2 separate regions of the Homo sapiens genome follow, and region 1 is linked to region 2. A link is a loop called in an ENCODE intact Hi-C map of the cell type or tissue named here. Cell type or tissue: IMR-90. All regions are shown on one strand. Links, peaks and the distances in the headings refer to the core of each region. The heading gives the core; the rest is flanking DNA.

What was found. A loop is a pair of places that touch in the nucleus more often than their neighbours do. Peaks named below come from ENCODE experiments on the same cell type or tissue, not always from the same donor. Only the 100,000 strongest peaks of a DNase experiment are listed, where the experiment ranks them.
Region 1: a loop joins it to region 2, with 2.5 times the contacts of the local background. A loop is called at or near these places in 24 of 110 quality-filtered maps.

What each region holds. Positions count from the first base shown.
Region 1 is chr15:38,312,881-38,325,670 of GRCh38, reverse strand. SPRED1 (sprouty related EVH1 domain containing 1) reads right to left here. Exons shown (of 7, transcript NM_152594.3): 3 at 3,262-3,430; 4 at 862-908. Among named protein-coding and RNA genes, the nearest start is that of SPRED1, 66 kb to the right of the region's middle. In IMR-90, for the core only: no CTCF peak of the experiment used is centred there; a DNase peak (open chromatin) is centred at 5,310.
Region 2 is chr15:38,256,891-38,269,680 of GRCh38, reverse strand. The region is part of intron 1 of SPRED1 (sprouty related EVH1 domain containing 1); the gene reads right to left. Among named protein-coding and RNA genes, the nearest start is that of SPRED1, 10 kb to the right of the region's middle. In IMR-90, for the core only: a CTCF peak has its summit at 9,455; a DNase peak (open chromatin) is centred at 5,480; H3K27ac peaks cover 138 bases.

The DNA of each region.
Region 1 (12,790 bases), core at 2,065-10,064, 56 kb before region 2:
TGTCCTTTTAATATGGCAGTTAGGCATCCTCCATAATGTGGGTGACCTCACGCAATTAGTTGAAAGGCATAAGAAAAAAGATTGAGGTCCTCTGAAGAAAATAGAATTCGGCCTTCTCATGACTGCAACATCAACTTGTGCCAATTTTCAGCGTGCCTGCCCATTCTGCCAACCCAGCCCACAATCTTATGAACCACTTCCTTAAAAAAGAAAAAAAAAACCCCAGAAACTTTACTTTCTATATAAAGATTGATATCTCTTATCTGAAATGCTTGGAACCAGAACTGTTTCAAATTTCAGAATATTTGTATGTGCATAATAAGACATCTTAAGGATAGTACCCAATTTAAAGATGAAATTTATGTTTATACACCTTATAACACACAGGCTGAAGGTAATTTTATACATGATTTTAAATAATTTCGTGCATGAAACAAAATTCTGACTGCATTTTTAGTGTGATTCATCACATGAGGTCAAGTGTAAATTTTTTCTACTTGAGGTGTCATGTCCATACTCAAAAAGTTTCGGATTTTGGGGCCAGGCACGGTGGCTCAGGCCTATGATCCCAGCACTGTGGGGAGGTGGGTGGGTTGCTTCAGCCCAGGAGTTCGAGACCAGCTTGAGCAACATAGCAAGACCTTGTCTCAAAAAGAAAAAAAGTTTCAGATTTTGGAACATTTCAGATTTTAAATTTTCAGATGAGGGATGCTCAACCTGTATTGGTTCTTTTCTTCTGGAGAAATCTGACAAATAGAGTGTCTTAGAAATATTCTTAGTAATTGATAAGTTTATTGAATAAGGCTAGTGATTTCTTCCACATCCTTTATGTTTACAAATTCCTTCCAAGCCATTACTTACTTGTAAGTCATCTGCCCCTTCAGCTTCATTTTTTGATTCGGGGCATCCTAAGAAAATAGATAAAAGTTAATTAAGTATAGAATTTTTGTCTTAGAGTCCAGTATTAATGACTAATTGATTATGTCATTATAATACTTTAGAAGACTAATCAGAGATCTTTCTGGACTGCCTGGCAATTAAGGTACTGGCCACTTGCATTTGCCCCTGTTAGAATAATGGAGAATAATGTAATTATTTCCCTCCTCTATAGGTAAATTTCCAGCTGCTTACTAACGAGATGTTTTCTCTGAAAGTATACTATCTCTAGCTACCCCTGCCCCTAGTTTCTCCCAAATACTCAAAATTACTAGGCAGATTATAATTACATTGCTCTGGTGATGCTAAGATGTGATTTATTCAATTTTTCTAAATGCTTTGACCCAGGAAACAGTATTTAGTACCCATAACCAGGATTTTAGTTGCTTTAGCTAAGATGGAAAACAAATGAGTTTTAATCCACTATTGACAGTTAATGGCCAATTGTTGTTACTGACTTTTTTGCATCAACGTCTCTGTACAGATTTTCATGCTGTTAAGAGTACCTTTAGTTTCAATAAATTAATAAGAAAGGATTTGTCCTAGCAAAGTACTCTTAGTTCATGCTACCCTTGAGAGGCACAGCTTAGCACGGAGTAGGCATGAGATAAGAAGAAATGCGCCCTTTGGAAAGAGCAGCATATTTTATCTTTTTGTCACAGAAGGTCGAGTAAAAGCAATTTGAGATTGTTGAAAGTCTATATAGCAGCTGATAATAATGCTAGCTAATGTTTTTTAATGTTCAAAAATAACAAGGCAGACTAAGTACTGTAGTCTACTCTACCTAGAAGTTTGTAAGCTACTCCTTATAAATCATTTTTTAAAACATTAAACCCAATCTGTTTGATCCTAGTGAAAGAGGTATACTGTTATGGTACATGAGCATAAACTTAAAAGTAATTCAAAACTTTAAATCATATAAATTCCAGCAGCCATGGATACTATTTTTCTCTCTCTTTAAAGCACTGGTTCTTCAAACCTGGCTAAAGGTTAGAATCAACTGAGGAATTGTCAAAAAATACACTGATGCCAGAGTATGGCGTCAAACCAAAATATATCAGAATCTCTGTGGAATGAGGCACAGAACATCATGTATTTTTTTTTTTAAGTTTCTTATTTTTTTTTCTTCAAATTCAAATTACAATTCCTTGACTAGAGAACAATTCTTCACCATATTTGAACTTTCTTGGAGTTTTTGAAAAATAAGGGATGACTCGACTCTATTCCCCAGATAGATTCAATTGGTCTGGAGTGCAGACTAGTCATTTTAAGCTTCAAAAGCTTCCCAGGTGATTTTAATGTGTAGCCAAGGTTAAGAACACTGATCTAAGGAGAATTTATGGGGTCTTACAATAAAGACAAAATGGCTACTATTACTTCATAGTAATTTTTTCTGGATCAGAATAAAAAATTACTCATTTACCAAATTCTAATCTTTTAAAGTAGCTAAATAAATTACTTAACTACAGTTTTATGCACTATCAAAACAGATTTGTACAATGTATTTCCATGTTCTTGCCTGTGACTGGTCTCACAGTTTATGTTTTCAGATTTTCTTATTAAAATGACATCTTCAAAATAACACAAATCACAACGTAGTCTAGCACACTTTCAGTTACTTTATATAGAAAGTTAGTTAAATTGAAATAATTTTCCTCCTAATTAGAAAAAAAAATCAAGTCTTAGTTCTTCCTTTATGGGAAGAAATGGGTTTTAATGTGATTTTTGTTTAAGTAAGCATAAGCCAGTCTTACATGAAAAAACATTATTCTTCCCTTCAAAACCTGTATGCTTTTGAGTTAATAATTTTAATAGACTGGCAAGATAACAAAGGAATAGATGAGCTTGTGGTCTCTGCCAATCCTCAATAATGAAATCAATCAAGTAAAGACTTTTGTCATGGAATAACTAGAGTCTACATACATTTGAATATTACAAGTTCTATATAATTACCCAAAAAAAGGATGTGACTGGTGTCATACATACACAAGTAGAATACCAACTGGGATTCTCGCAGCTGTACATTTCTATTCCCTCTTCCTTCAAGCTCTTATTTTAAAACATTTGAATTATCTGAAGTCAGCTGTTGATGGACTCTTCAAGATAATACATGCAATTGACATAGACTATGATGTGACAAATACAAATCACGTTAAGGAATCTATTATTTTATCTTCATCTATTGTGAGGTTTCAAAGCCTGGTCACATATCACAAAAGCTGACATGGTTAAAGTGTGAAAACTACTTTGGGTCAACTTTAAGAAAGATAACCTCTACTATATATAACCGATAAATAAATTAAGAAAATAGTCAAGAATACCTACCTTGAGAAATATCCTCTATAGCTCTTCGGATACCTCTATCAAAAGCCCTAGCATCAGCAGGACTTTGAAACGTAAGACCAAACTTCTTGTCATCAATCTTCCAGTGGTGAAATGTTGGAGTGACCTTATTATAAATGAGGTCTTTTTTAAGCATACATTCCAAAACCACCTGACAAAAGCCAAATACCAAAAATTAATATACATATATCAAATGCATCTAATGTAGCTCATAAATACAAACTGAGGTGATACAACGCTATTACTTTTTAATGAATAATTTTTAGTATTTTAAATAAAGTGGTCTACTTCACAAAGTCACTCAATAAAGAGATTAAGATGGAATAAAAAAATGCACATTATAAACAGGATGCTTATTATACTCCCATTTTAAGAATACACACATATATACACTCCCATTGCATACAAAATTTCTGGAGGAATATATCAGGAATTACTTCCAGGAAACAGGCAGGGGGTTGGTAATAATAGAAATTTAACTTTTTAAAGTCATTTTTGGCTGGGGGCAGTGGCTCACACCTGTAATCCCAGCACTTTGGGAGGCCGAGGCGGGCGGATCACTTGAAATCAGGAGTTTGAGACCAGCGTGGCCAACATGGTGAAACCCCATCTCTACTAAAAATATAAAAAATTAGCTGGGTGTGGAGGTACATGCCTGTAATCCCAGCTACTCAGGAGGCTGAGGCAGGAGAATCGTCTGAGCCCAGGAGGTGGAGGTTGCAGTGAGTTGAGATCACGTCACTGCACTCCAACCTGGGCAACACAGTGAGACTTTGTCTCAAAAACAAAACAAAACAAAATAAAGTCATTTTCCTAAACTTCTTAAAAGACGTATTTATATTTTGTGTAAGGATTTAATGGTCACAGCAGTAAAACAAATACACTTGGCCACTTTTTCAAAATATGCATTTAAGTGAGTTACCTAACTTTTGAAGCCTTAGTTTACTCATCTGTAAAACAGAAATTGCAGTACTAAAATATCCCAGAGCTTAGAGTGGAATGACCGAATGTGCATTCATGTTAAGAGCTTCATGCAATGCATGAAGCAATATACCCTTGGTTTTTAAATTTTTTATTTTGAAAGTATTTCAAATTTGTAGAAAAGTAACAAGAATAACACAGAAAATTCCTGTTTTCCCTTTATCCAGATTTATCACATTAATTTTTAACATTCTCTCCACATATATCCATGTATAAACATTTAATTTACTTTATTATGAACTATTTCAAAGGAGTTACATATATTATGTTCTACTGCTCTTTAATACACACTTGAGTATATTTCCTAAGTGCAATACTATTCTCTTATGTAATCACAGTATGGTGATCTCATTCAGGAAATTTAAAACCAACACAGAACTTTAATCTATAGACCATGTTCCATAGACCACGTTCCACTTTTGCCTACTATACTAATAACACCTTTTAGAGCATTTTAAAAATCCTTCCAGTATAGGATCCATTCCAGGACAGTTATAAGGTCTCTTCAGTCTTTCGTTCCTGGGCCTGTCTTTCATCATATTCACAGTATGCTTTTAATATATGTTAGTTGTCAAATAAAACAAAAGTGGATATATTAGTGATCTTTGCAATTAATCTAATAAAAAGACTAGAACTACACACCTTAATTATTTTAAGAATCCCCTATAAGAAAACAGGAGGAAAAGAATTAAAAATAATTCAAATGAAACCCATAGTAGCACATGACACATAATAAATGCTCAGCTGGTATTTGGTGAAAGGTTGTATTTTCATTACCTCCACTCTTTTCCAATCACCATTATCACTTGCACATCTCTTCCATGCACTGCTGATGATCCCCTCAGATATTACTAGTAGTAGTGAATTACTAATAGTAATTGCACTACTCTGCAGGTAGAGTAATAATTTTTCTTAAAAAAAAATAGCAACTTTACTGGACCACTCCCTAGTTTCAATGTCTTTTCAATGCTTTCAAGACTAAAATTCTTACTATGACCTACTAGGCCCTGCATGAGCTGGTCTTTGTCTGTTTGCCAAATCCTTAAACTACAGTGGCAGACAAACATTAGGTACTCAACCAATACTTCTCCTCAGAAATCTTTTAGGCTTTATGCACTTCCCAAGGAACTCATTCACAGATCATGGACTAGGAATCTCTAATTTATACTTTTGGAGGGGAGGTCTGCTAGAGTCTGCTTATACTGGCTCCCAAGAGCCAGATATTAAATTTTCAAGAATTTTGGAAGCCATTGTTAAAAGCTAGAATATATAACTCTACAATGAAATAAATTGCATTAAAAATAAAATAATAAATACACAAAACTCATCAGTTCCTAATTATTTTACTATATTTTTACAATTACCTAGGTTCTTGAGGTAGTTTATGTCTGTCATATCTGTACGGTGGAAATACTATATAATGCCACACTGCTGCTCATTTCTTCCCAATGCTATATGCAATGATGGCATGTTGAGTAAAAGCAGCCATGGTAGAGGTATGTAAATGCTATAAATCATTGACTTGTGTCCCCTCTTGAAAGCTGATTGTTAAACCTTTTATCAGCATACCACTGAATATAATAATTCTTGGTAGTAAGTTTTATTAATTCAGAAATAACCAAAAATGTGACTAAGGTTCAGTCCTGCCCGTTTATAGGCAATGCAGTGAAATTCTCTCAAGACTTTTGCTTCCTATACTTTGATGACTCTATGTGTATTAGAAAAGAATTAACCGCCAGGCACAGTGGCTCACGCCTGTAATCCCAGCCCTGTGGGAGGCTGAGGCGGGTGGATCAACTGAGGTCAGGAGTTCAAGACCATCCTGACCAACATAGTGAAACCCGTCTCCACTAAAATACAAAAATTAGCCGGGCGTGGTGGTGGGAACCTGTAATCTCAGCTACTCGAGAGGCTGAGCCAGGAGAATCACTTCAACCTGGGAGGCAGAGGTTGCAGTGAGCCGAGATCATGCCATTGCACTCCAGCCTAGGCAGCAAGAGTAAAACTCTGTCTCAAAAAAAGAAAATAATTTACATGTATCCAGAGCTTTTTTGAGTCGGCACTTTGCTAAAGCATTTTACACAGATTTACTATTAAATATTTGTTACAACCATTTTGCAACAACAACAACAATTCACGATTAAGTTCTAGAATTCAAGGGGAAGTAAATGGTAGTGTCATAAATTACTGCAACATTTATACTATATTCATAAACAGTGGGAAAAGCAGTATTTTGTAAAACAATGCTAAATTGGAATTGTTAAAAAGGGGAAGACATAAAAACAGTTTGATTCTAGTTTTTTAATATATAATAATAACACCAAATTAATTTTTAATACATGAAAATATTACTGAATTAGCCCCCTCTTCTATTTTACAAAATTAATATTTTCAACTATTAACTCTCAAATAAAATTTCAATGTGATCTACCCTAATCTTGTCTTCAAATGGCATCTATTGTTTAGAGCCTCCCAACACTCACAGAAAAAGTAGTTTTAAAAATAAGTTCAAGCACTATTCACAATAGCAAAGACATGGAATCAACCTAGGTGTCCATCAATGGTGGATTAAATAAAGAAAATGTGGTATGTATATACTTATAAAACATATACCATGGGATACTAAACAGACATACAGAAGAATGAAATCATGTGCTTTGCAGCAACATGGATATAGTTAGAGGCCATTATCCTAAGCAAATTAATGTAGGAACCGAAAGCCAAACACCACATGTTCTTACTTATAAGAGGGAGCTAACAATGAATACTCATAGACACAAAGATGGCAATAATAGACACTGGGAACTACTACAGGGGAAAGAGAAGGAGGGAGGTAAGAGTTCAAAACCTATTGAGTACATGGGTGTCAAAATCCATTATTGCCCAAACCTCAGCATTACCCAATATACCCAGGTAACAAAATCTGCACATGTACCCCTTGAATCTAAAAGATGAAATTGTAAATAAATCAATAAAAATGAGCTTTAAAATGCACTGAGGAAATGAAGAGGCCAATGAACTAGCTCTTTGACTCACATAAATACCCATGCAGAAATGTGTTCCACGTAAAAGTCATGAAAATACTGAGTTTAAATATCATACCAACCAGTACAAAAACATACTAATTATAAACTAGATCTCAACTTGTTTACGTCTATCTATAAAAATACGAGAAAATACTGTTGGCATTATATATTTAATGTACCATAAAACTGATTATCCTTTAGGGAAAAACTTCTATGGTAGCTGCTAAAATGAATTTTGGAATAGGCAGTGGAATAGAAAAAAGGTAATCTATTGGCACAATCACCCAACATCTTTGTAGATAATTTTTAGGATATGCCTCCTAGAACAGTCTATTGCTCATTTACATAATTCTCATAGGTTCCCTATGCAATGTACAATATTTTCTTATTTATCTAAGTGACACAATATATTAGAAAGTTGTTTTGCTTTTGACTTTAAGTAGCATTTTGTAAAATGTACTTTCATCATACTAAACACAATGTATAGTACACCTTGATTAAGTAACAGAGACAGATACCAACTGTCTACTTCAAACTTAAAAAAAAAAATCAATGGGGTTGAAAGTTGTTAAAAAAAAAAAAAGAAAGCAGAAAAAAAGAATGCCTCAGAAGATGTTTACTCATCATCTGATGAGAACTAAATCTACATTCCTGAAAAGCAAAAATAATTTTAAGGGCTAGAGGATTCTTAAAATTACTGAATTCTGCTGGCTATTTTCACGTCCCTTCTCAACTATATCAGAACACTAAGTTCTGACTTTAGCCCAATGTAGTTTTCACTGTATTAATTCTGTATCTTAAGATAATAGTAATATTAGTAACAACAATCATACAGGAAGCAGAGTTCAATGCTGAATTACCATATTTGAGATTGGCATAATTAGCAAACAAACTGTAGAAAATAGCAATTACATCTTTGACAAGAGATTAAAAACAACCAATGCCATATTACCAAGTGAATTATTTACTTTGTAGGAGAAATGAGGTAAAGGGATACATTACTTCTGGCCAATAGGAAGTTAGACTAATTACCAATGGCAATTAACATCTTGTCTTCTTTGTAAGACAAGACATGGTGCAAAAGGAAATAAATAATTCTAAGTCTTGTTAAGACTATCCTAAAGGCCATTGCCAGAAGCTATTAAAAACATAATCTTAAAAATATTCAGTCTATTGGAATATATCCCTAATTCTAATTAAAAGCTGAATAAACTTCTTGCTAGTATTAATTAGTTGTGGGTGTGAATTTCATCAGGTCCCCATCGTATTAATGAAGGACATTCATAAAATAGATAGTAAAGATAAATTTAAAAGCCAACCAGTGGCCTCACCCTCTTTTTTACTCAAAATATAGTTTATATTAATAAACTGGAAAGACATCAGAAGTGTAGACAGCTACTGTAAAGTAAATATTAAATGTAGGACTCAATCAACAAGAATAACTATAAAGAATATGATGCCAAAATAATATGACACGAATAACCCTTCACTGATCCATTAAAAATGTGGCTGGTTGACAAAGAACAAATTAATGTTTTATTATTAGTACTAGAACTTTTTGAACTTTTCATCATCTACAAATGCACAGGGATTAGAAATAAAGACATTAACCAAAAAAAAAAAAAAAAAAAAAAAACATATAATGGAAAATTGTAAACTAGAAAAAGCCGCAACAAATTCAAAAGCACTTAAATGTTTATACTGATTGCATGAAGAAAAATTCAGACTTTTACAAACAGATCTGGCCAGGTTGGAGTACAATATAATTGCTGCAAATAGACTGGCTGGAGCCGGCTTTAGGAAAGTGACTATAATAATAAAGGAGGAAAATACAGTTATGTGGTGTATTTGGTAGCACAACTTTGCATTCCAACACAGATCTTAACAAATCTAAGTTGCTTAAGACATACAAGTCTAAATTCTTTACTAGCAAGGTAAATATTTTTGGAACCACAGATATTTTAAGAAGATCTTAAAGTCTTTCAATCCAGTGGTAACAAAAATAACTTTTAAAATCTATTTTTATTTTTTATGTTTTTGTCTGTTAACATTAAACAGATGTTATTTACGAAAATACAGATAAACAGATAAACAGGTGAACTCTGGACTTCAAGAAAACTGAAAATACTGTTGACATAAATTTATTAAAATCTGATACAGATGAAGGGAGAGGGAAAACAAACGGTTTCCTTATACTACACCAGGTTAAGAGACAGCGGAAGAAGGTGTTTAACAAAAATTGATTTTTATATGAGTGAAAAGTGTTCAAAATAAAATGATTAAGCTATGAAAAATAGAACAGGCCAGGAACATGACACATTCACTTCCCAAGGAAGAAGAAAACAGTTACTACTGTGTAAGAATTCAGTAGAGTAATTAGTTAAGCTTGTAGGCTTTGTAGCCAAGACCTGCTGGGTCCCATCCAGTCTCTACCACTCACCATCCAGCTGACTTTTGAGAATTAGATGAACTAATAAAGTATTCAAAATACTGCCCGACACATAGTAAATCTTCAATAAATCTTAGTAGTGATGGTGATGTTGGTGACTAGGTGATGCCACTACCCCACAATAGGTTACTTGCTATGCGAGGATGGGAGATCATTATTTATGAAGAGGATTTTTGAGTATGGAGACAGAGGTGTTTGAGTGACAGATACAACTATTAAGCACTTCAAAGAACTTATGTGAGTAAATTCTGAAGAGTTTGTTAATGGATTCTAAAGGCTGTAAAAATGCTTCAATCTCCAACCCTTTTCCTTCATCTGAAAAAAGTTCCAGGGTGAGAATTTACAGAGGGGGAAAAAAGGGGAGAAACTGTGATTACTAAGTAACTACAACTTCTGAAGACTTATTCCAAGTTATTTTGGGAAATATAGAGCAAAACTCCCATCGTAAAATAACTGTGTTGCATGCCAGAAGCATTTAAAATAGACCAAGCCAAAAATGGGTGTAAGTGCATTTTGTTTCACTAATAACAACTAATAATTTGGAAGAAGAGAGTACAATTAAATATATACTTTTAAATTACTAAGTACTACATTGTAGTTGCTATCTTACGAGTAGATAATTATATGTTCACAAATAGTGTTATCTAAGAAGTAGTATGCTTGGTAACCAGACATAAAAATTTTTACTAGTAACTTTCTGAAATACCTTTGAATCCAATGAAAAATAATTTCATTTTTAAAATAATAATTCCAAATTCAGATTAAATTACTTGATAACCAAAGTCAATAACTGATATCTCAAATAGTTGCCCTTATAATGAACTTTAATTTTCTGAATGACATAAAAACCTGTACCCTTTAAGAAATACATTATGACATTCTATATAGAATTATGTTATCAAATACATGTTTTTACAATTGTCTATTAATATAAATTTGTGTTTAACACTGTGTTCTGAGCTGAGTGGGACTTTAGACATTGAAAAATAAAAGTAACAGAAACAGCAATGGCAGTGATTCTCACACAATAGCAGTTCCGTTACCTTCAGCTACCACAAAAGGAAGGGAAGGAGGGAGAAAAAAAGGAATAAAGGAGGAGAGAAGGAAAGAAAATGGTATCATATTTTCATAATTATGGCACTTTATTTTAACACACATTATTTTTGTATGACTAAATAGTTAATATAAAAAACAGCAAGTTACAAAAGAGATCAAATATTTGACAGTCAGACATACATAGGTATTTTATTTTCACTCAAAAAGATAGTAACTGGAACACCAGTATCTACAGTTCCCATACTCCAATAAACCCACACTTCTACCTAGATCCTACTTAAATAAATGAGGTGAGAAAGTATACACGTATGTGTGCAAATAATAAAAATTAGAACAAACAACCAATAGAGGAATAAAATTTAACTGGAGGCTCACATGACTACAAGGATATGAAAAAGTGTTCAGCTGGAATTAAACTTGACATTATAATATTGGGAAAAGGTGGTGGATGCTGACAGTAATAAGCAAAATGGACTCTTAGGCTAAAAGGTATAATGAATAAAGTTCACTTAGTAGAAATATAATCCATACATTTTTATTAGGCAAGAATAAACACAAGAAAAACTTGACAAATCTATAATCAGAGTAACATATCTGAATATATGTCTCAATAATTGATAGATGAAATAGACACAAAATTAGTAAAGATAAAGCAGATTTGAATATCACCATTAAAACATCTGACCTATGGGACACATGCAGAAACCTGTATGAATTACTTGAAAAATACATTCTTCTAAAATATGTGGAACACTTAGGTAAATTAATCATTTACCCACAATATAACATATATCTTGACAAATATAACTGTTATTGCATAGGCTATCATCTCTAAACATAATGCAATACAACTTTAGTTTAAAATACCTGTTCTTTTGAAAGAAATTACACCTGCTTCTAAATGACAAGTGAATCAAATAAATCAGCATGAGAATTAGAAAACCCTTAGACCTAAAAGATAATGAAATTAACTCCATATAAAAATTTGTGTAGTGCAACAATCCAAAACAAGAAGCCAAAAAGGAAATTTGTAGTTTAAAAAGCTTAGAGTGAAAATCAAAATCTGAAAATAAAATGAACTCAATGTCCAATTTAAAATGTTAAAAATGAATATAATAAACCCAAAAATGTATTAAGAAATAAAGAGTATGAATTCATTTAAAAATATCTACAGAAAGGAAGAACTACTTTTTCACCATTTGCTTGCTTGTTTAGAATATAATATGATATAATATAGAATATAATATAACAGATAATATAATATAATGTAACGGATAATATGAATTCCTGTTTTAGTCAATGAATTATAATCATTTATCCTACTTTAATTGGATAAAGGGAACTCCTTCATGCTGACTTGTGTCTTTTCAACAAGATTTCACCCATTGAGTACAACTTTACTTTCTAGCACAAGATGTTATATGATATTCTGGGCAAGGATGAATAATATGAATCTAATCATGGGGAAACATTAGAAAAATCCAAATTGAGAAACATTCTATAAAATAACTGCCCAGTATTCTTTAAATATGTCTATGTCATTAAAGACTGAGGCACTGCTCCATTTTACAGAAGACTAAAGAGCTATGGCAGTTAAATGCTACATTATCTTATACTGAAGAAACAAAATTGTCATAAGAACATTACATGGACGGTTGTAAAAACTGGAATAGGGACTGTAGATTAAAGACTGTATTTATGTTAATTTCCTAAATATGATAAATACACTATAATTTTGTAAGAGAATATCCTTGTTCTTAGGAAAAATACACTGAACAATTAGGGTAAAAAGCAGGCTGTAATGCAACTTACATCACATAGTTCAGAAAAAAAGTGTTTTTTGTGTATGTGGGTGTGTGCGTGTGGGAGAGGGAGAAAATGATACATTCAATGTGGCAAATGTTAAAAATTGGAGAATTTAGGTAAAAGGTATACAAGAGGGCTTGAGAGTATCCTTGCCAACAGCTGATTATTTGCAAAGACCAGTGAAATGGACAAG
Region 2 (12,790 bases), core at 1,991-9,990:
GAATTCTAATAAAGCCCAACTGGCAGCAAATGGAAGTAAAAATTTTAGCAGATAACAAAGGTAGTATCTTTCAGTAAAGTAACAAACATTTGGAAAAAACAGTGAGAGACAATGAATTAAATGCTAGTAGTAAGGGCCAGGCATGGTGGCTCACACCTGTGATCTCAGCACTCTGGGAGGCTGAAGTGGGAGGACCACTTGAGCTCAGGAGTTGAGACCAGCCCGGCTGGCCAACAAAATCAAGACCCTGTCTCTACAAAAAAATTTAAAAATTACTGGGCATGGCGGCAGGCACCTGTAGTCCAAGCTACTCAGGAGGCTGAGACAGATTAATCACTTGAGCCTGACAGTTCGAGGTTAGCGTGCTGTGATTGTGCCACTGCACTCCAGCCTGTGTAACAAAGTGAGAGACACTGTCTCTTAAAAAAAAGTTAGTACTGGCTGGGTGCGGTGGCTCACGCCTGGAATCCCAGCACTTTGGGAGGCTGAGGCGGGCAGATCACAAGGTTAGGAGATCCAGACCACCCTGGCTAACACACGGTGAAACCCCGTCTCTACTAAAAATACCAAAAAAATTAGCCAGACATGGTGGTGGGCACCTTAGTCCCAGCTACTCAGGAGGCTGAGGCAGGGGAATAGCGTGAACCCGGGAAGCGGGGCTTGCAGTAGCCGAGATCGCGCCACTGCACTCCAGCCTAGGCGACGGAGCGGGACTCTGTCTCAAAAAAAAAAAAAAAAAAGAAAAAAGTTAGTACTATAAATATGATTTCTGTTTCTACAACTCCTTTATAATCTGATGATTTCAAAGACTGAAAATGTACTGAGGTAGATAGGAATCCCTCTCCAACTAAGATGATATGGTTACTATTAAGGAATGAACAGTAAAAACTTAGAAAACAAGGTTAAGAGACTGAAGCCATACACTTTTAACACAACCTGTGAAAAATCTTTTAATTACCTTACTTTCATTAACATAAAGCAATAAGGAAAGTATGCTCAAATAACACAGTATTAACAATATCTTTTTAAATGATGGGTCCTGTATGATGATTTATCATTTACTATACCCTGGTCACTTTTAAATGTTTAGGCTATTCCCCCACCCCCTACATGGTCTCAACATCCTTGTGAATTTGTTTGGGAATGACTGGTAGTCACAAGGGTAAGTGTATCACGCACACACATAACTTTTCACAAAACAACTTAGACTTACTGTGACAACACACAGGCTGACTTTGGTATTCTATTCCATTCTACATGGAAACATAATGCTGATGGAGACCCATTGCCATTGAAAAATTCCCTGTTCTAAACTACTGTGAAGTATTTGGGATGTTGTTCTCCTCTAAGGATGTACCTCCGTGTTGGTAGTGAAGATTCACATTTATGTTCAGCTTATTTCATGAAAATAAGAGATAATACTAAAAGGCATAGGATACTCACAAGAGTGGGTTTCAAGGCTGAGCTGTGAGGGACTGCAGAAGAATTCAGAATTGAATTGCTGTAGCTAGAGTAGAGACAGCAAATGTTATTACATCATTGCTTTTTCAGATGTCTTCACTGAAGTGCTCCAAATGATATAGCAATGTATTGCAAATTAATCTTTTATAAGTATATAATTATTTGTAAATCCAGTAAACTAACTCAGAGTTATGTGAACACTGAATTCTAATCACTAGGACAGTTGTTTTCCCAATATGAAATGTTTTTAATTATGTGTATTAGGAAAAGATGGAAAGCTTTTTAAACACTAAATCTTTTCATATGTATATCCTATGGGCATACGTGCGTGTATGTACACTGCTGATGTCAAAGTGTCAAAATGCAGAATGTGTTTGTTACTGTGATGCAGTCAAAAAGTCTGAAAGCCATTGTTTTAGGGCATAGGCTTTGGAATCATAAGACTTTACCAAGTATGTAATCTTTGCCAAGTCATTTAACTTTCCTGCACCTCAGTTTCCTTGGCTTTGTAAATGGGAGTAGTAACATTATAACAAACACTTACATGGTTATTATAAAGACTAAATGCATGAAATGATTTTAGGCCAATGCTGTTACTTACTCATATATGAGCTGTCATTTAATTATGTACTGAGAGCTACATAAAACCACAAGGTACCAAAGAACAAAAAAGGAATCTAAGAAATTTAAGAACAAATTTCATTACAAATAATCCACGATAGAAAAAAATGTGAATTTTCAGAAGTGGCAGTTCATATTAAGAATTTTAAAAAACCACTTGTACTCTTTGACACACTTATCCCACTCCTGTAAATTTATCTTAAGAAATTTTACTAAAGAGAAGAAAATATTTATATGCAAAAAGATGCTCCTTAAAAATGTTATTTGTAATAGCAAAGAGCTGGAAACCTAAAGTGTTCTTTAAAGAGATAACAAGTAGGTAAACTTTTGGTAAAACAATGTGAAATATTACAGTACTAAAATGATTATTTAAAAACTAGATATACGCCTAAGTCTTTATATTAAGTATATCAGGTGATATACTTAATCAGGTAAATAATATGTGTATGTACACAAGCAAAAATGTGTATGGAACTAGATGCAGTTGAAAGCTGTGCTGGGTTTTTAGTTGATTTCTTTTGATGTAATTATTGCTCATTGTTTTCCTAAAGGATTTTAGCTTACTTTCATTTTTTTCCTTATACCACCTGACTAAATCTGAGATAGGGTAAATGCAAAAATTGGATGATCTGCTATTAGCCAGTAATTGTAAGTCAAATTATGCTTCTTATGTGTTATATGCTAGGGCCTAGTACACAAAACACAGTTCGGACTCAAAAGCAGTAGAGTCTATATACAACATCCAATAATTTTTTTTTTTTCTTTTTGGCTCACTTAGAAGCTCAGTTTGCTTGCTCTTCAAGTATCAAGACTAGGAAACATTGCTAAGGAAAACTAAGGTGGCTAGAAGCCAGTCTGTCTCATCCATCTCTCGCCACTCTCCTTCTCTTTAAAAATGATAATACAAAGTTGAAGAATATCCTGTTTGTTTGTTTGTTTGTTTGTTTGTTTGTTTTTTGAGACAGAGTCTCACTCTGTTGCCCAGGCTGGAGCACAGTGCACGATCTTGGCTTACTGCAACCTCAGCTTCCCGGGTTCAGGCATTTCTCATGCCTCAGACTCCCGAGTAGCTGGGACTACAGGCATGCACCACCATGCCTGGATAATTTTTTTGTATTTTTAGTAGAGAAAGGGTTTTGCCATGTTGCCCAGGCTGGTCTCCAACTCCTGAGCACAGGCAACCTGCCCACCTCGGCCTCCTAAAGTGCTAGGATTACAGGCATGAGCCACCGTGCCTGGCCCTAATTTGATACATCATTTAAGGCTGTTATATGTTCTTAACTGTTACTAAGTTAATTAAGTTTGATTTTTGGATCCAATAACCTTCATCAAGAGAAAAAGTATGTGCATTCTTCATCATATTTTTAAGTCCCTGATTTATGCTCATTTAAGATTTTGATTCATACATAACTCATTCCTAAACCAAGTTTCTGATTATGTGTCCAAGGCAATTATTTTTGAATTAACAAATTATACAGTTTTTTCAGAATGCTAGGACTAAACATCAGGCTAAAGCAAAATGTAAACGTATTTTTGCTTTAGCTTTTAATGACCATAAAACTTAACTAAACATGAGCATACAGACCATCAGCTGTCCAAATTACAGTTAACAGACTAAATCAAGAACAATGAATTTCTAGCTGGCAGAAATAGTGCGTCCATCTAATAGGAATCTTAGTTTAATTACAGCTGCAAAAAAATTAAATTCTAAACCTTTAATAACTTAATAATTCCCCTAAGCTGAAAAATCTTCCTCTCCCATTCTCTCCCACGAAAATAGATTTCTGCTTGCCATACAACAATATTTGAAAGTTCCTGGATTGAACTGTAAGATGTTTTTTTCCATTAAAAATGATGGCAAGACACCGAATCTACTTAGACTTCCAAACTGTGCTCAGGTATTAAAATTATTTTAATAAGTTCTAGAAATATACTCCTTTTATAACTAAATAGTTGTATTAAAAATTAAAAAAAAAACTACTTAGAGCTAGTTGTTTGTCTTATTAACCTACTCAAGACTAGTTACATCTACCTCTTCAGTCTGCCCAGAACATGGAAGAAAATTTTCACAATATAAATTTTTTTCTAATGTTGGAATTTTTAGATTTTAAGTTTTTCTGAAAAGTTGCTTTCTAACATTTAAAATGAAACACAATTTTTCTTAGTAGGTTAATAATCCTTTTTAAAAAGCGACCCCACCTTCAGGCTAAATGAAAATGAGCACTGATTATTTTATAAACATAGTACCTTCCTTCTGAAGAACTAAAAGTTCTGTTTAATATTCTTTTATCTCTAATCAAAAAATGTTATTGTAGGGAGAGAGGTTACATTCAGAGGTTGTATCCCTCTGAAGTAGGGACATATTATCCTGGTTTTATAGATAAAAGGCAAGGACAAAGACAGGTTATGTTATTTGCCAATGTCTTAATGCTACAGTCAGCAGTAACCCCAGGATTATGTTAGTTGTGAACACCAGGTTAACTGTAAAATTTAAATTAGTAAATTTTTATTTGAAAGGGCTTCTCTAACCACATTAAGAATGGAGAACCCAAAGGCTACAAAATCCCATAAATGACAATATAATGTATTGGATAAAACCCTGCAATATCAGTCAACATCTTGGTTTGCCTCTCATAAAAACGTAAAGTTCTTAATAAGACCTTAATTTGGATAGTTTATTTACATGTCTCTCTTCCCCTCTACTTGCTAATTCTCAGAATCACTCGTTCCTGATAGGACCATTATTACATGACATCCTATCATTGCAAATACTCTCAAATCTTCCCAGCTAAACCCTTCCCTTTTCTTATCCTCTTCCCCAATACCCTTTTCTTCAACCTCCAATTCCAAAATCCTTACCCCTGTCTCTCTTGATTGCAGAGGGAGGTGGCAACAGTGATACCAGCACTCTAAGTCACTCAACCCACACTCACATTAAATACACTGGCACTGGCTTAGGATTTCTCTCCACCTCAACTCCTGATACCACCCTAGCTATCCAAACATCCATACTGTTCACTCTTTTTTAAAAAAAACATTTTAGCAGATCCTGGCTTCTCCAATAACCTTCATCCCTGTTTCTACTTTAATCTTCCCTCACATGTCATCACTCTGGAGCCATTGTTCTATGATCAAAATCTCTTTGTCTTTCCATTTTTCCCACTTACACTCTACAAGCTCTTTAACTTTACCAAAACTTGCAGTTCTTCAAAACAGCTATCAGTTCTATGTGTCAATCTACCACTTCAAGCTAATTTTTTCTTTAAAATCTAGTCTGTCAATAAAGTATATGACGTACAGTGTGGTATAAATACTGTGCAGTTTGAATCTCAGTTCTACCACTTTACTCTCTTGCGTGGCCATGGCAAGTTACTAAACCTTTCATGAGTCTCAGTTATCTCATCTGTAAACTATGGATACTTAGCTCACATGATCTTTAGAAGGATTAAATCTAACAGTGTGTGACAACCAGTAAAACAATTTGATAGACTGTCCTAGGCCTTGCTCCATCCATTATGCCATTCCTTAAGTCTTTCTTTCTCTTCTTCTCCACTACTGACATGAGCCAACAAATAAACTTCAACTACTAACTTCGCCCTAAATGACTAGCATCTACTCTATGACTTCTCTGCTTCAGCACTTCTTATTTTCTCTTTAATCTACAGCAAGCTCATCCAACCCGCGGCCCATGGGCTGCATGTGGCAGGACGGCTTTGAATGCAGCCCAACCCAAATTTGTACACTTTCTTATAACATTATGAGATTTTTTTTGTGATTCGTTTTTTTTAGCGCATCCGCTACCTTTAGTGTTAGTGTATTTTATAGGTGGCCCAAGACAATTCTTCCAAAGTAGACCAGGGAAGCCAAAAGATTGGACACCCTCAACCTATAGCAAAACCTGACTTCTGTCCCCATTATTACTCCCACAAAGGTCAATGACATCCTAACGGTTATATCCTTGTCTTAGAAATCACCAATCTAATTTTTCTGTGATATCTAACGCTTTCTCAATACTCCTTTTTCCCTTGGCTTCTAAAATACTTTCCTCTCAGAGCTCTCCTACCACTTAAGCCACTTCCGTCTTTTGGCGTCTCTTCTTTCTTCTACTCTCCCTTAAAAACACTGCTGTTTCTCACTTGTCATCTTTCCATTATTACTTAATATTCTCAATGGGAAATTTTCCACTGGCCTCAACTACTATATATGCTGAAGATGTCACTATAACTCTACCCTCTTAACCTTTTTGAGAACTCAACCTATAGTTAAAGCACCTTGTTGGACACTTTCTACCTTGACATCCAGTAAGCACCCAGACTAAAAAAGATCAAAACTGGGTTATTTTCCCATTTAAAAAACCGGGTTCATCTCTATTCCCACCTTCATTTAAAAGCATTACAGCGGCCTAAATTTAAAATGTTCAAGTCATCCCACAACCTTCCTACTCCTTCCTTCACATTCAGTCAAATAATCGTTGGACATTTGAATTTCTTCTCATATGAGTCCCCAATAGTTCCAAATGCTCTATTCCCAGCTCTGTTTTGTTGTCTTACTACATTCTTCCTCATCAACTGAAGTTCATTTTCTTCTCCCTCCAGTCAACTGTCCTAAGAAGCCCTGCTTTACACAAATTGGATTATCATTCCCTCACTTAAAATACTGAGTCGCCACTGTCTACATGATGAAAACTTCACCTGGTGTCTCTCATTAAGTATCCTTACTGACTAAAGATAGTTGTGGTGAGGAGGGAAGGTAGCTCAAAGAACAAATTTTCTTTCAACTCTTCGGTGTTTCATCTATAAAATTAATGGGAACTCTGTTCAAAATTCATCTTATTACTAACCAGTCAGATAAATATTCAACTTTTCAAGAAAAACTGATTTCCAGGGGCTTCTGCCATGCTCATATTGTGTCTCATATTTTAGGCCTAGCCACCATCCCTTGCCCCACAGTTGGTGATATACAGGTAAGCACAAATCTACACTACTCACAATCTGGTCCCTCAACACTTTCCTTAACAACTCCTCCAAACAACTGTATCCAAAAAGGTATTGCCTTTCCTCCAACTTTTTCTTCTTTCTGTGCTTGTCTTCTGCCCCCTCTCTTCCTGGTTGGAATACCCTTCCCCCATTCCATGCTCTCATTCATGGCTGACTCTTAAAATGCCACTTCTTTCCTGAAGCCTTCCTTCACACAGTCACCATCCTGCCACCAACTCCCAGGTAGAATCACTTTCTCCTTGAGCCTTGAAGAACTTTATAACCAGAACACCCATCACATTTCAGAAGTATCTATTTCCCTTGTGGACTGTGATAGCGATTTTAAAGTTTTAATTATCTTTGTATCTCCAAAGCTAAGGCAAAAGTCAAGTGCCTAGTAAGCACTCATTCAAATGCCACTGAACTGAATTTCTTTAGGAAAAAGTTATTAATGGTCCCTGTTCAAATCTATCCTGAAAGTGTAAAAAGTCAATATATATAATCCAGCAACTAAAATTCTGAAATGTTTAATACTGCTTTTACATATTAAGGGGGGAAACCCCAGAACTCCCCAATCTCACAGTATAAAAATAACACAATAAAACAGTAAAAAAAAAAAAAAAAGAGTTTGGTGACTGTGCTGAAGTGAATAAAAACACTCTGAAGTGGTAAAAGTTACAGTAACTTTGAAAAAGTGGCATCAGAAAAGACACAACTCACTAAATTTTATCTAAATTTTTGGCAATCCTGCCACGGGATGCTAATATATAGAAGTCATTAAAAAACACTGTATTTGTGAATGTAATTCCTAACTACATGAACAGCTCAAGCAAAATGTGTTTAATCACATGCAATAGTATCACTAAATACTACCAGGAAAAAGAATTACATTCCACATTCCAAGTTCATAATGGCCTTTATCCAAATTATAACTCCTGTTAGAAAGGCGTGAACCCAGGAGGCGGAGCTTGCAGTGAGCCGAGATGGCGCCACTGCACTCCAGCCTGGGAGACAGAGCAAGACTCCGTCTAAAAAATAAATTAAAAAAACAAAAACAAAAACAAAAACAAATTATAACTCCTGTCATACAGATTAAATTTAGACATAAAATTATTAAACTGATATTAGGCTGAAATTTAATTCCAATTACTCTTGAATTTACTAAAGGTTATTCTTTGCTCTCCAAACACAGAAAGAAATGCCTTGCAAGGTAATTCAGAAATTTCAGACACAAGGCAATTTCCACCAGTCAATCCTACATCTGAGTAACAGAAATGATATATTAATTCAGAAGTACAAAAAAATCAGTTATGATTCTAGAACTCTTGGACTAAAATCCCAAAGTTAAGTAAATCCCACACCCTCGTTTTAAATCAGAAAAATTAAAAATCTGAAATTCTAGAGAGCAGAAAAATAATTTGTCTCTATATTTATGAACATTTACTTTATTATGGGCAGAGATTAAATGACATTTCTGGCATTTATTAAGATCGTATCATTTCTCTCCATTAATCTTCAAATGTGATAAAATGCACTGCTTTTCTCATGTTGATCCATTCTTACATCCTCAAGATAAACCCCATTTGACTGTGAGGCTTTGTTTTGTTCTAGTTCGCTGAGTGAGGTTTGATTTGCTAGTTCTTAAAAATTTGCAGCCACTATTTGTAATATTTCGTCTCCTCTATTCTCTTCTTTTGGAACTGTTAGCTGTATGTTGGAGTTACTCATCTTATCCTCATGTTTCTTACTCTTCCTATTTTATATCTCTATCTTTGGGTTCAGGCTTCTGGGCTTCTGTCCATTGCAGAAGATTTTAGCCTTTTGTGTCATGGATGTTTTTGGCAGCCTGGTAAAGCTTATGACCCCTTTCTCAGAACAATATTAGGGGCCTAAAACAACATACACAGTATTACAAAAGAAATTAATTATATTGACATAGTTATTGAAATATTTTTCATTTTGATATGGTAATAATGCGGTTCTTTATTAACACTTTAAAATATATGCTCTAGCAATAGCTTTAATAACTATAATAATTTCAAATTAGTGATGACTATAAATGGTATTTCAAGATAGCTGTAACAGCTAACAGCAATTGTGCTATAAGAAAAAAAAAATCCGTAGTTTCTATTGGTGTTATGGGTTGAACTGTGTCTCCCCCAAAATACATGTAGAAGTCCTAGCCCCATGACCTTATTAGTTAAGATGAGGTCATACTGCAGTAGGGTAGGCTCCTAATCCAATGACTGGTATCACTCAAATGAAGATAGAAACACACAGGGAGAACACCGCCATGTGATGATGAAGACATGGAATTATGCAGCTCCAAGCTCAGGAATGTGAAAGGTTCCCAACAACCACCAGAAGCAAGGAAGACAAAAGAAAGGATTCCCCTACTGGTTTTAGAGGGAACATGGCCCTGCCAACTTTTTGATTTTGGACCTTTAGTAATTGTGAGACAATAAACTTGTTGTTGCTTTTTAAGCCACCCAATTTGTAGTACGTTGTTAAAGCAGCAATAAAAACTAACACATTTGCTGTCACAAGTACCTCTAATACTGTCATAGCTTGTTAACACTTCCTTTAATTATGAATGTTCAGGTTGAGATTAGTAAGAACGTCACATTTTCCTTCAAGCCCGCAAACACTCTGAATTTTAAGAATGCTTTGTCTACAGCAACATAATACCTTAGCGTGAAATCCATTATTAATGAACTGTTTTTCATTCTGAGTATCGCAAAAACACAATCTCACAGATATGTAATAATTTTGGTTCTGGATTCTGAGATGCAGCTATGACATAATACTTATCATAAATCTAAACATTAAAGAATAACAAAATTCATTACCTGAGTTAACTTCTTAAACTAATATACAGTTATCCCCTAGTGTTACATTACTGATTTGTATAAGTGACCTAGTAAAAAACTTACTTCTGTAAGTAAAGCATAAAGACTGGTATCTTGTTAGCATATTCCTTGTAGAACTAATCAAGTTGGTGTTTAAGCCCAATAGCCTTTGTTTACTTATTCATCCACAGATGGAGGCCATACTTTTTTTCTCTTTTTTAAAATGAGGGCTGTGCATGGTGGCTCATGCCAGTAATCCCAGCCCTTTGGGAGGCCAAGGCAAGAGGATCACTTGAGCCAAGGAATTTGAGACCAGCCTGGGCAGGACCCGATCACCACAAAAAATTTTAAAATTAGCCAGGTGTGGTGGCACACCTGTCGTCCTAGCTACTTAAGAGGCACAGGTGGGAGATCACTTGAACCCAGGAGTTCAAGGCTGCAGTGAGCTATGATCATACCACTGTACTGCCCTCCAGCCTGGACAACACTGCAAGACCCTGCCTCTTTAAAATAAATAAATACATAAAAAACAAAATTGAGTAGTACAAAATTTTGTGTCATCAAAGATACATGGCTATTAAGCCCAAAGTAAGTCTTAAAAGACTATTAATATACCAATTGTTTCCAAATTTTGTATCTTAATTGTTCAAAATGCATGCTTTTACCTAATCTTCCTACCACTTCTACTCTTAAGTCTTTTGTTTAAGTATGTCAAAAATAACAATATAATAAAATTAACAAAGTCTAAATCATACACCATCAACAAAGGAAGGGCACATATGATGCTTAGTCCAAATTCTTTAATTTATAAATCAGCAAACTGAGGCCTACAGAGCCCAGGATTAGAGAATAAATTAAAAATAGCTACAAAAGAAATCCATCTCCCAATTTCAAGTCCAGTGTTCTTTAGACTATACCATACTGCACAGAAGATGGTAAGAGTTAAATAAATGATGTACAAATGGCTTTTACATGAGCACTTAAATTCTATTTATAATATAGCATTTAAAAACATTCTAGTTACCGCAAAACAACCTAATAAGTTTTTAAATCAATTTTATTTTACCATAAAGCATTTAAAAAATAAGACTTCATTTTCTACCTTCAAAATTGGCAAAGAAAAATTCAGACAACTGTACAGACATTTCAAAGTTTAAGCACTCTCATATACTAAATACTTCTTTTCTAGAGGGCAATTTAACAGAAAGAATAAAATTAAATATTTTCCTCTCTTTTAACTCCATTCTTAGACTATCTCAAGGGAAAAGTAAGAGATCTGGATGGAGACAGAACTCAGGATGGTATGCAACATTGTTTAAAAATAACTAAAATATCCAACAATAGGAGACTGATTACAACTAATGTATATCATACACTGAACATAATGTAGCCACTAAAAATTATATTCTAGAATATTTAACGACTTAAGAAAATATTCACATTAAGCTACAATTGTACCCACTGTGCAATTCCATTCCACTGAGAAGAAACACATGTATATATATAAACTACATAATGCTTTCATAAAGCATTTATAACAGTGCTTGGCATACAGTAAAAATCTAATAAATGAATATGTTTCATCACCAACATCATAAGAAAGGTTTCCATGTAGACCAAAATTTTAGCAGCTGTTATTTAATGGCAGAATTGCAAATAAATTATTACTCACTTTAGAGATCATTTTGTACATTATCTGAAATAAACTACTACTCTTACATGGGGTGAAGCATTTTTTAAATTGGCATTTTTAATGTCGTTCCTGTTCCTACTGAAAGATGGAGAAGAAAAGCAGGCTTGTCTTTACCAATCATTTCCCCAAACTGGGTAAGACTAGTCAAGTTCAAGTTATACAACACCAGAGAAAAGGCTAAATTGTTACACTTTCCCCTTAGGCAGTTCTCAGTCACCAACAGCTGCAGTATAAAATCACGGAATCTGCTGCTGTTTACCCTTTCCTGATCAATTTCACTTCTTTATCCCTAGTCAGTTCCTCACCCTTGGCACTAATGTGGAACCATGGGGGAAAGGGAGAGCAATTTAAAGACTTAAAACTGATAAACAGCTGGAGATACATATTCCTAAATTTTGAGCTTCCTATGCCAAAAAAGACAGACACACAAATGTCTACCTTCTTGTGGATATAACACGGGTCTTCAGATACACCACATAACTCAGAGGCCAAGCACATCCAAACATCCCAACAGCACTTTAGGACAGTTTTTAAGCCTGATCTAAGTTATTTCTCAAACTTGCAGAAACAAAACATGTCAAAAATGAGGCCAATTTTTGTCTTTTCTTAAAAAAAAAGGTAAGCCTTCTTAAACGGGTAATAATTTACTTTTCCCATACTCTTTTTCGGCCTTTTTTTCTAATACAGCTAATGATCTCAAATGCATAAATTCAGAGAAAACAAAAAAATGAGGTAATGAGGCTCCATTAATTCAACCACATTTGTAGAGCATTTGCCATCAAGCACTGTGCTAGGCATACAAACAAAAGTAGGGAATTACAGAATAGCGGTCATAGAAATAAGTAAATAATCACAATATTATATGATTTTAAAACTAATATACATATGTACGAAGTACAGAGGCAACATAGAGGGACAGAGTGTTGAAAGAGGGGAAGAGAGAAGGTCTTTTGGGGAAAAATGACAAATTTACAAAAGTTTGTAAGGAGAGGAATTCTAGGTATGGTATCATAATGTGTTTAAAATATATAATTCAGGATCATAAAGTTTTAAGTGAGAAAGCAGAGGGAAATTAAGTTGAAGCAAGTATGCAGTCATTTAGCTGATTTTTACACAGGCCAACTGAATAATAAGCAAATTTTTATATTATGTATACACCACATCTATATAAACAAACATTAGATGGCTTA